2 separate regions of the Homo sapiens genome follow, and region 1 is linked to region 2. Evidence: chromatin contacts called from ENCODE Hi-C or POLR2A ChIA-PET data. All regions are on one chromosome and are shown on one strand. The core of a region is the stretch at or near the end of the contact, and the rest is flanking DNA. Distances in the headings are between cores, read along the strand shown.

Region 1 (4,454 bases), core at 1,685-4,184, 43 kb before region 2:
CTCTACTAAAAATACAAAACTTAGCTGGGCATGGTGGCAGGTGCCTGTAAACCCAGCTACTCAGGAGGCTGAAGCAGGAGAATTGCTTGAACCCGGAAGGGGGAGGTTGCAGTGAGTCGAGATCACACCACTACACTCCAGTCTGGGTGACAAGCGTGAAACTCCGTCTGAAAAAAAAAAAAAGAAATTGTGTCGATGGTTTTTACAAGAGGCATTTTTTAAAAAATTGATAATTTTTACAAGAGGCATTTAAAAAAAAGAACTTTTGCCAATTGGGACTTCTCAAAGGAATATGACTTATCTGGGAGCAGTTAGGGCAAACTCATGAAGTAGCTGTGTATCAAAAGCAGGACTAATTTGTAACTTACACCTAAACGTGTGAGAAAATACTCAGCTTCTTAGCTTCTAAATATCTATTGTCATATATCAATAAGAATTTGCAAGATTCCTCCCTGCTGGAACTAACACTAAAGTTGAGCTTCAGGTGCCTTTGTCAGTCCATTCCTGCTCTACGATAAAATGCCACAGACCAGGTAATTTATAAATAATTGAAATGTATTTTTCACAGTTCTGGAGGCTGGGATGTCCAAGATCAAGGCACCAGCAGACTGATTGTCTAGTAAGGACTTCCTGTGCTTCCAAAATGGAGCATTGCTGTTGCGTCCCCTAAATGGAATGAACACAGGGTCCTCACATGGCAGAAGAGTAGGAGAGAAAAACTCTCCTCCTCAAGCCCTTCTATAAGGGCACTAATTCCATCCACAAGGGCAGAGTCCTCACGGCCTAATCACCTCCCAAGGGCCCCAGCTCTTAATACTATCATTTAGGGATTAAGTTCCTACATATTATATATATATACACACACACACATATATGAACACACATATATACATATATATACATATATACACACATATATACATATATACGCGCACACACACACACACACACACACATATTTTTTTTTAGATGGAGTCTCGCTCTGTCGCCCAGGCTAGAGTGCAGTGGCGTGATCTCGGCTCACTGCAACATTCATCTCCTGGGTTCAAGCGATTCTCCTGCCTCAGCCTCCCAAGTAGCTGGGGTTAAAGGCGCCTGCCACCATGCCTGGCTAATTTTTGTATTTTTAATAGAGACGGGGTTTCACTATCTTGGCCACGCTGGTCTAAAACTCCTGACCTCATGATCCACCCACCTTGGCCTCCCAAAGTGCTGGGATTACAGGCATGAGCCACTGCGCCCGGCCTCCTACATATAAATTTTAAAGGGAATGTGTTCAAACTGCAGCAGATCAAAGCATGATGTAGGCTGATTTAAACAAAACAAAACAAAACATAGCAGTGAGCAACTGTCCCAGTTTTTCCTGGACTGAGGGGTTTCCTTGGACACAGGACTTTCAGTACTAAAATGTAAAAATCCCAGACAAACTGGGACAAGCTGGTCAAACCTAGTTGAGTTTGAATTTGATATTTAACACTTTCAACATCTTAATGACATTTAAGATGTGAAAATAGAATGTATTTTTCATACTCCTCGTCACTGGGACACTATATTTCTTCACTGACAACTTTTAATGGCCAAGGATCTTATCACTAATGAAAAAGGGAACAGGCTGGGCGAGGTAGCTCACGCCTGCAATCCCAGCATTTTGGGAGGCCGAGGCAGGCAGATCACCTGAGGTTTAGGTGGGAGGATTGCTTGAGCCTGGGAGTTCAAGTCCAGCCTGGGCAACATGGTGAGACCTCATCTCTTAAAAATTAAAAATCAACTACAACAAAAAAGAGGGAGGTAGTAGGACCTATTTCACGGAATCATTATAACTATAAGAAGAGTTATGTTTGGCCGGGTGTGGTGGCTCACGCCTATAATCCCAGCACTTTGGGAGGCTGAGGCGGGTGGATCACGAGGTCAGGAGTTCGAGACCAGCCTGACCAACATGGTGAAACCCTGTGTCTACTAAAAATACAAAAATTAGCCGGGCATGGTGGCATGTGCCTGTAGTCCCAGCTACTTGGGAGGCTGAGGCAGGAAAATCGCTTGAGCCCGGGAGGCAGAGGTTGCAGTGAGCCGAGATCGCACCACCGCACTCCAGCCTGGCAGACCGAGACTCTATCTCAAAAAAAAAAAAAAGAAAAAGAAAAAGGGAACAGAACATGGGCATGTATTTTGCATAAAAGATAGATTTAACTTAAACCTTTACATTAAACATTCTCAATATCTATCCATTTCACTCAATTATTTGCAATATTTGTCTGATATAGTGAAAGTCAGTGTATCCATTAGTTATGCCACATAACAAACCACTCCAACATTTAGTGGCTAAAAACAACCATTTGTTTAGCTCGTGACTTTATAGGTGGGCTGAGAGGTTCTTCCTTTCTGGGCCAGCTCATATGATCACTGCTGGGTATTCCCAGGTGTCTGTGGTCAGCTGGTGGCTAGATGATCCTAAGACGGCTTCCTGTCTATGTGTGGAGGTTGGGGGCCATCACCTGGGTAACAAGAGCAACTGGGTCACATGTCTGGACGTCATCATCCAACAGGCTAGCTCCTTCACATGAAGTTATAGGGTTCCCAGGAGAAGTAAGAAGGCAAACCCCAAGGTACAAGTACTTTTTTTTTGAGACAGGGTCTCACTTTGTCACTTATGCTGGAGTGCAGTGATGCAATCTCAGCTCACTGCAACCTCCGCTTCCTGGGCTCAAGGGATTCTCCTGCCTCATTCTCCCAAGTAGTTGGGATTACAGGCACCTGCCACCATGCCCAGCTAATTTTTGTATTTTTGGTAGAGATGGGGTTTCACCATGTTGGCCAGGCCGGTCTTGAACTCCTGACCTCGAGTGATCCACCCACCTCGGCCTCCCAAAGTGCTGGGATTACAGGCGTGAGCCACCACGCCCGGCAGAGCTTACTTTGACAGTAAAAATTCCCAAAGAGCAAAGTACTGCTTACAAGTACTTTGGAAGCCTCTGTTTCCCCCAACATTTGCTAATGACATATTGGCCAAAACAAATCACATGGCTCAGCCCAGATTCAAAGGGTAAAAAAGTGACTCTGGCTGGGCGCAGTGGCTCATGGCTGTAATCCCAGCACTTTGGGAGGCTGAGGCGGGCAGATCACCTGAGGTCGGGAGTTCAAGACCAGCCTGGCCAACATGGAGAAACCCCGTCTCTACTAAAAATACAAAAAATTAGCTGGGCGTGGTGGTGGGTGCCTGTAGTCCCAGCTACTCAGGAGGCTGAGGCAGGAGAATGGCATGAACCTGGGAGGCAGAGCTTGCAGTGAGCCGAGATCGTGCCACTGCACTCCAACCTGGGTGACAGAGCGAGACACTGTCTCAAAAAAAAAAAAAAAGTGACCCCACTTCTTCATGGGAGGGTCTACAAAGATACACTGCACATAGAGATGGGAAAAATTCTTTAGATCTACCTCAGGTGGCATAGAGAATTTCCTTTTTTCTTTTGGGCAATATTCAATTATTAAAGTCACTCAACTTTTTGAATTTCCGTTTTCTTATAAAATTATGAGGAAGATGACAACTAAATTTGAAGCTGTATTTAAGAATGAAAAGCAATATGCCAAAAGTGTAAAGCACATAACCAGACACATAGCAAACAGTGACCATTAGTTCTCCCTCTCTCTCTCTCTCTAGCTCTCACTCTCTCCCTTACACACACATACACACACACACACACACACACCCCAATACAAAGCATTACATATAGTTGTTCAAACCAGTCTTTGGTATCCAATAGATCTGGGTTTGAATTCCAGGTCTGCTGGTGACTAGTTTTAAGATGTTGAACAAGTTATGTTCATTTCTCTGGAACCTTAGTTTTCTCATCTGGAAAATGAAAATAATGAGGTCTGAATTCCAAAATGCCTGACTGCTGGTTTTAATTACTTTCTTCTATCTGCCCTCTGTCTTCTCCTATTATTTTTTTTCTCCTTATCTAATATAACTCCATTGCATATGTTGCAGTTAGGAATCCTTGCAGCAGGAATTCACTGCTTATCCGACTAACAATAGCTTAAGCAAGAAACACCTTTCATTACCTCACACGGCAAGAAGACTGAAGGAACCATGTGGTATAGACCTGATCTCCTTCTCTGCTCTACCCTTGTTCACAGGTTGACTTTTCTTCTCCATGCTTGTCACCTCATACTTAGACCAATCCTAATTCTTTGGGTCTGAATATTTTCTCACTTGAAACAAAATTGGGGTTTTCTTATGCTGCGTGAGGTGGCTCACGTCTGTAGTCCCAGCTACTCAGGAGGCTGAGGCAGGAGGATGGCTTGAGTCCAAGAGTCTGAGTCCAGCCTGGGCAACATAACTAGATTCTGCCTCTAAATAAATAAATAAATATGGACACAGAGTGTGGCATAATAGACTGGGGGCTCAGATGGGTGAGGGGAGTGGGGGCGATGAGAGATGATAAATTATTTAATGAGTT
Region 2 (4,702 bases), core at 1,374-3,873:
TCTGTTTTTCTATTTTTGTAGAGACAGTCTTTTTTTCTTTTTTTTTTTTTTTTGAGACGGAGTCTTGCTCTGTCGCCCAGGCTGGAGTGCAGTGGCGCGATCTTGGCTCACTGCAAGCTCCGCCTCCCAGGTTCACGCCATTCTCCTGCCTCACGCTCCCGAGTAGCTGGGACTACAGGCGCCCGCCACCACGCCCGGCTAATTTTTTGTATTTTTAGTAGAGACGGGGTTTCACCGTGTTAGCTAGGATGGTCTTGATGATCTCCTGACCTCGTGATCCGCCCGCCTCAGCCTCCCAAAGTGCTGGGATTACAGGCGTGAGCCACCGCGCCCGGCCTGTAGAAACAGTCTTGATATGTTGACCAGGCTGGTTTGGTACTCTTGGCTTCAAGCCAATTTTCCCACCTCAGCCTCCCAAAGTGCTGGGATTATATGTGTGAGCCACCACACCCAACAGTTATAAGTGATCTTGATTTGCAATCAGACAGATCTAGTTTTATAATCAGCACCACCATTCAATAGCTGTGTGTCCTTGGACAAGTTACTTAATCTCTCTGGGTGTTTCTCATGAGTAATACATGGATAATAATATCATCTCCTTGCATGTTTCTCTGGATTAAATGAGACAATCTAGGCTGGGTATGGTGGCCCATGCCTTTAATCCTAGCACTCTGGGAGGCCAAGGTGGGAGAATCACTGAGCCCAGGAGTTCAAGACCAGCCTGGGCAACGTAGTGAGATCCCGTCTCTATTTTTTAAAGTAGAAAAAAAATTCAGAGAATCTAGAGGTTCTTAGCATAGAACCTCAATAAATGTTTAAAATAAAGCAATAATTGTTTAAACTGGTTTTCATCAGCTCAATATTTACAGCGCCTGTTGCAGAGCCTAGCACTTTTAAATACTGGGTGTTTAAAAAGAAACTTGGGTATTTATTTTCATGTTTAGGCTGAAATACATGAATACATATCATGCAATCAGGCTCAATTATAATATTTAGTTTTTTCTTTTTTTCCCATCCCCACACCCCTATATTTAGATTTTTTAAATACAGTGTATTAATAAATTACTCATGAAAGGAAACCAGCTTGTCCCAAAATTATATAGGAAATAATGCATATCCTACAAAATAATAAACCAGTTCATTTCTTTTGGAAGGAAAGAAGGAAGGGAGGAAGGAAAGAAGGGCGGGAGGGAAGAAGAGAAGTCCACAGGGTTTTCCCACAGAAAGAAAAAGAAATCTCACAAATCGGCATAATGAGAAAGATCAAAAACTCCATAGGCAATAGTATGAAATGACAAGTATAATTTCAGTTCTAATATTACCATAATATGGTTTTCAAAGAACTTCATTCCTTTTTAATCAAATAATTATGGGAATAATATACCAGTTGGCACAGAAAACTGTAAAAGTATTTTATTAGAGAAGACTAATTAGAAAATCTAGCATTTCTTTTAGCATCTAAAGGCCCCACAGTTTGGGAGGTTTTATTTAGTGCGAAGAGAAAAAACTTTCAGTTCTCTTTTGAGTTAGCAATCCATATTATTTTTATTTTATTTATTTATTTTTTTTGAGATAGAGTTTCGCTCCTCGCCCAGGCTGCAGTGCAATGGCACGATCTCAGCTCACTGCAACCTCCGCCTTCTGGGTTTAAGTGATTCTCCTTTCTCAGCCTCCTGAGTAGCTGGGATTACAGGCGTGCACCACTACGCCTGGCTAATTTTTTTGTGTTTTTAGTAGAGATGGAGTTTCACCATGTTGGAGGCTGGTCTCAAACTCCTGACCTCAGGTGATCCACCCGCCTCAGCCTCCCAAAGTGCTGGGATTACAGGCGTGAGCCACCACACCCAGCCATATTATTATTATTATTATTATTATATATTTTTTGAGACAGAGTTTTGCTCTTGTTGCCCAGGTTGGAGTACAGTGGCACAATCTCGGCTCACTGCAACCTCCACCTCCTGGATTCAAGCGATTCTCCTGCCTCAGCCTCCCGAGTAGCTGGGATTACAGGCGCCCGCCACCATGCCCAGCTAATTTTTTGTATTTTTTTAATATAGACGAGGTTTCACCAACCAGGCTGGTCTCAAACTCCTGACCTCAGGCTATCCACCCACCTTGGCCTCCCAAAGTGCTAGGAATACAGGCGTGAGCCACGGTGCCCAGGCTGGGCCATATTATTTTTATTTATTTATTTATATTTTTTGAGACGGAGTCTAGCTTTGTTGCCAGGCTGGAGTGCAGTAACACAATCTCAGCTCACTGCAACCTCTGCCTCCTGGGTTCATGCGATTCTCCTGCCTCAGCCTCCCGAGTAGCTTGGGATTACAGGCACGCACCACCACACCCAGCCAATTTTTGTATTTTTTTTTTTTCAGTAGAGACAGGGTTTCACTATGTTACCCAGATGATCTCGATCTCCTGACCTCGTGATCCACCCACCTCAGCCTCCCAAAGTGCTGGGATTACAGGCATGAGCCACTGAGCCCGGCCTGTTTTTAAACAATCACAATTCAGCAGCCCATGGTTACTCAGATTGTGAACTGCCTTAGGGCTGAGTAGCTGGTAAAGGTGAAATCCACGTTTCTGAATTCTGACCTGGTAAACCAGCTTCCTCAGACCTTGTAATGAATAAGATGGGTGCCCCCAGCTGCAGGTGAAGTGACAGTTTCTTCCACCCACAGGCCACTTGCTCCCCGCTGTGAGGAACCACAGGCCACACTCTCCTCCCTACCCCCACCAGACACATATCAAGCCATCTTTGGTAGCTGTAAGAACTTTCTGCAGACCCAGTCTGGCTCAGTTCTGGGGACTCTAATCACGTTCAGTATTATTCAGAGTTGGATTCTGACATGATCAGTAGACGAATCAAGATCAAAATACTTTCTAAATTAGTACTAAAATACTCAATATAATAACCCAGTGTTTTCAGAAAGAAATCTGCACAGCTGGGGCTCAACTTTTTCTTGTTTTGTTGTTGTTGTTGCTTGTTTTGTTTTGTTTTTTGGCTCTTGTTTGTTTAAAATAGATGGAGAATGTATGCAAATAGGCAAAATTGTAAACTTCTTGGTCATAAGTAAGGCCCTCTAATTACTAAGCAACACTAGACATTTCAAGAATTGACTGCATTTACAGAATGCTTTCCTCATCTGTAAAATGTGGGTAAAATTAGAACCTGCCACACCGGGTCATTGTGAAGGTTAAATGAATTAATACCTGCTCAATAAATATTATTTTTTCAAGTGTTCAGTCCTCCCAGGGGGTGGTCTCTCTTAGGTGTCACAATGTCTAATAAGGGCCAGCTACATAATTTGTAAGGTCCAGTGCAAAATGAAAACACATGGCTTCTTGTTCAAAAAGTTATTAAAAATTTCAAAGTGGCAGGGTGCAGTAGTGCATGCGCGCAGTCCCAGCACTTTGGGAGGCTGAGGAGGGAAGACTGCTTGAGCCCAGACATTCGAGACGGGCTGCTTCCGAGCACAGAGCCCTAAGCAACTGCTGCCCAAGACATACACCCATGAAGCTGGCCCTGTGTCTAGCAATTCCGTAACTTAGGGTTGAGAATACTGAGGACCATACATTTACTCACTTAGCGTAGACATTAAACGAACAACACTTCACTAAGTCTCCTGAACAAGTCACCCAATCCTGTGAACCTATGGGTGATAAAATATGGGGATTATGCTGTAAAACCAAGTGCCCTTATCTTGGAAGTCTAGGGAATCCATAAATAAACTTGGAGAATATTAATGAAACCCCTGTAATTGTGCACCTAATCTGTTTGTGTGTCTTTTCCTGGGGAAATGCTCCATGAAGAATCCGTGAATCCAAACACAGGGAGTTGGAAGTGCTCTACCAGCCTTTACATTCCTAAAATCGACCGAGGGAGGGGACTCACGCCTGTAATTCCAGCACTTGGGGAGGCTGAGGCGGGATGATCACTTGAGCTCAGGAGTTTGAGACCAGCCTGGATACCATAGTGAGACCCCCGTCTCTACCAAAAATACAAAAAATTAGCCAGGTGTGGTGGCACGTGCCTGTAGTCCCAGCTACTCAGGAGGCTGAGGTGGGAGATGTCTTGAGCCTGGGAAGCGGGGGTTGCAATGAGCCGAGATTGTGCCTGCACTCTAGCCTGGGTGATCCAGCAAGGCCCTGCCTCCAAAAAAAAAAAAATCGTATATATTTATTTATTTATTTATTTTTGAGTCAGGGTCTCTCTCTGTCACCCAGGTTGGAGTGCAGTGGTGTGATCTTGGCTCACTGCAACCTCCACCTCTTCTGCCTCAGCCTCCCAAGTAGCTGGGATTACAGGCGCCCACCACCACACCCCGCTAATTTTTGTATTTTTAGTAGACACAGGGCTTCACCATGTTGGCCAGGCTGGTCTTGAACTCCTGACCTCAGGTGATCCACCCACCTTGGCCTCTCAAAGTGCTGGGATTACAGGCGTGAGCCACCATGCCCGGCCCAAGAAAAACCTTATGTGAATTCCAAAGATCTTCTGTAGGCCAGGGTTGAAAAAAGATAAATCAGTCAATCAATCAATCAGTTAATCCCTAAGATCAGCCGGGCACGGTGGCTCATGCCTGTAATCCCAGCACTTTGGGAGGCCAAGGCAGGCAGATCACGAGGACAGGAGATCGAGACCATCCTGGCCAACACGGTAAAACCCCGTCTCTACTAAAAATACAAAAAATTAGCTGGG

Evidence for each region. A loop is a pair of places that touch in the nucleus more often than their neighbours do. ChIA-PET counts read pairs that join two places held with the same protein, here RNA polymerase II (POLR2A). Pooled maps may share reads with other maps.
Region 1: a pooled map shows a loop between it and region 2 (2.4-fold over the local background). The contact joins two enhancer-like sites. A Hi-C loop is called at or near these places in 7 of 168 maps with a recorded cell type or tissue (CD8-positive, alpha-beta T cell, Caco-2, Calu3 and 4 more), 1 of 37 single-sample maps with no recorded cell type and 7 of 50 pooled maps. POLR2A ChIA-PET finds 5 or more read pairs at or near these places in 21 of 52 experiments (B cell, BJ, Caco-2 and 16 more).

What each region holds. Positions count from the first base shown.
Region 1 is chr20:53,727,769-53,732,222 of GRCh38, reverse strand. No RefSeq gene overlaps it. Among named protein-coding and RNA genes, the nearest start is that of ZNF217, 140 kb to the right of the region's middle. RefSeq lists enhancers at 2,341-2,440, 2,721-2,770, 3,171-3,671. Within about 2 kb of position 2,934, at least 4 of the 41 ENCODE cell types and tissues checked have a DNase peak (open chromatin) inside an H3K27ac peak, as active enhancers do; they include GM12878, where a contact is called at or near this core.
Region 2 is chr20:53,684,117-53,688,818 of GRCh38, reverse strand. No RefSeq gene overlaps it. Among named protein-coding and RNA genes, the nearest start is that of ZNF217, 93 kb to the right of the region's middle. Within about 2 kb of position 2,623, at least 2 of the 41 ENCODE cell types and tissues checked have a DNase peak (open chromatin) inside an H3K27ac peak, as active enhancers do; they include GM12878, where a contact is called at or near this core.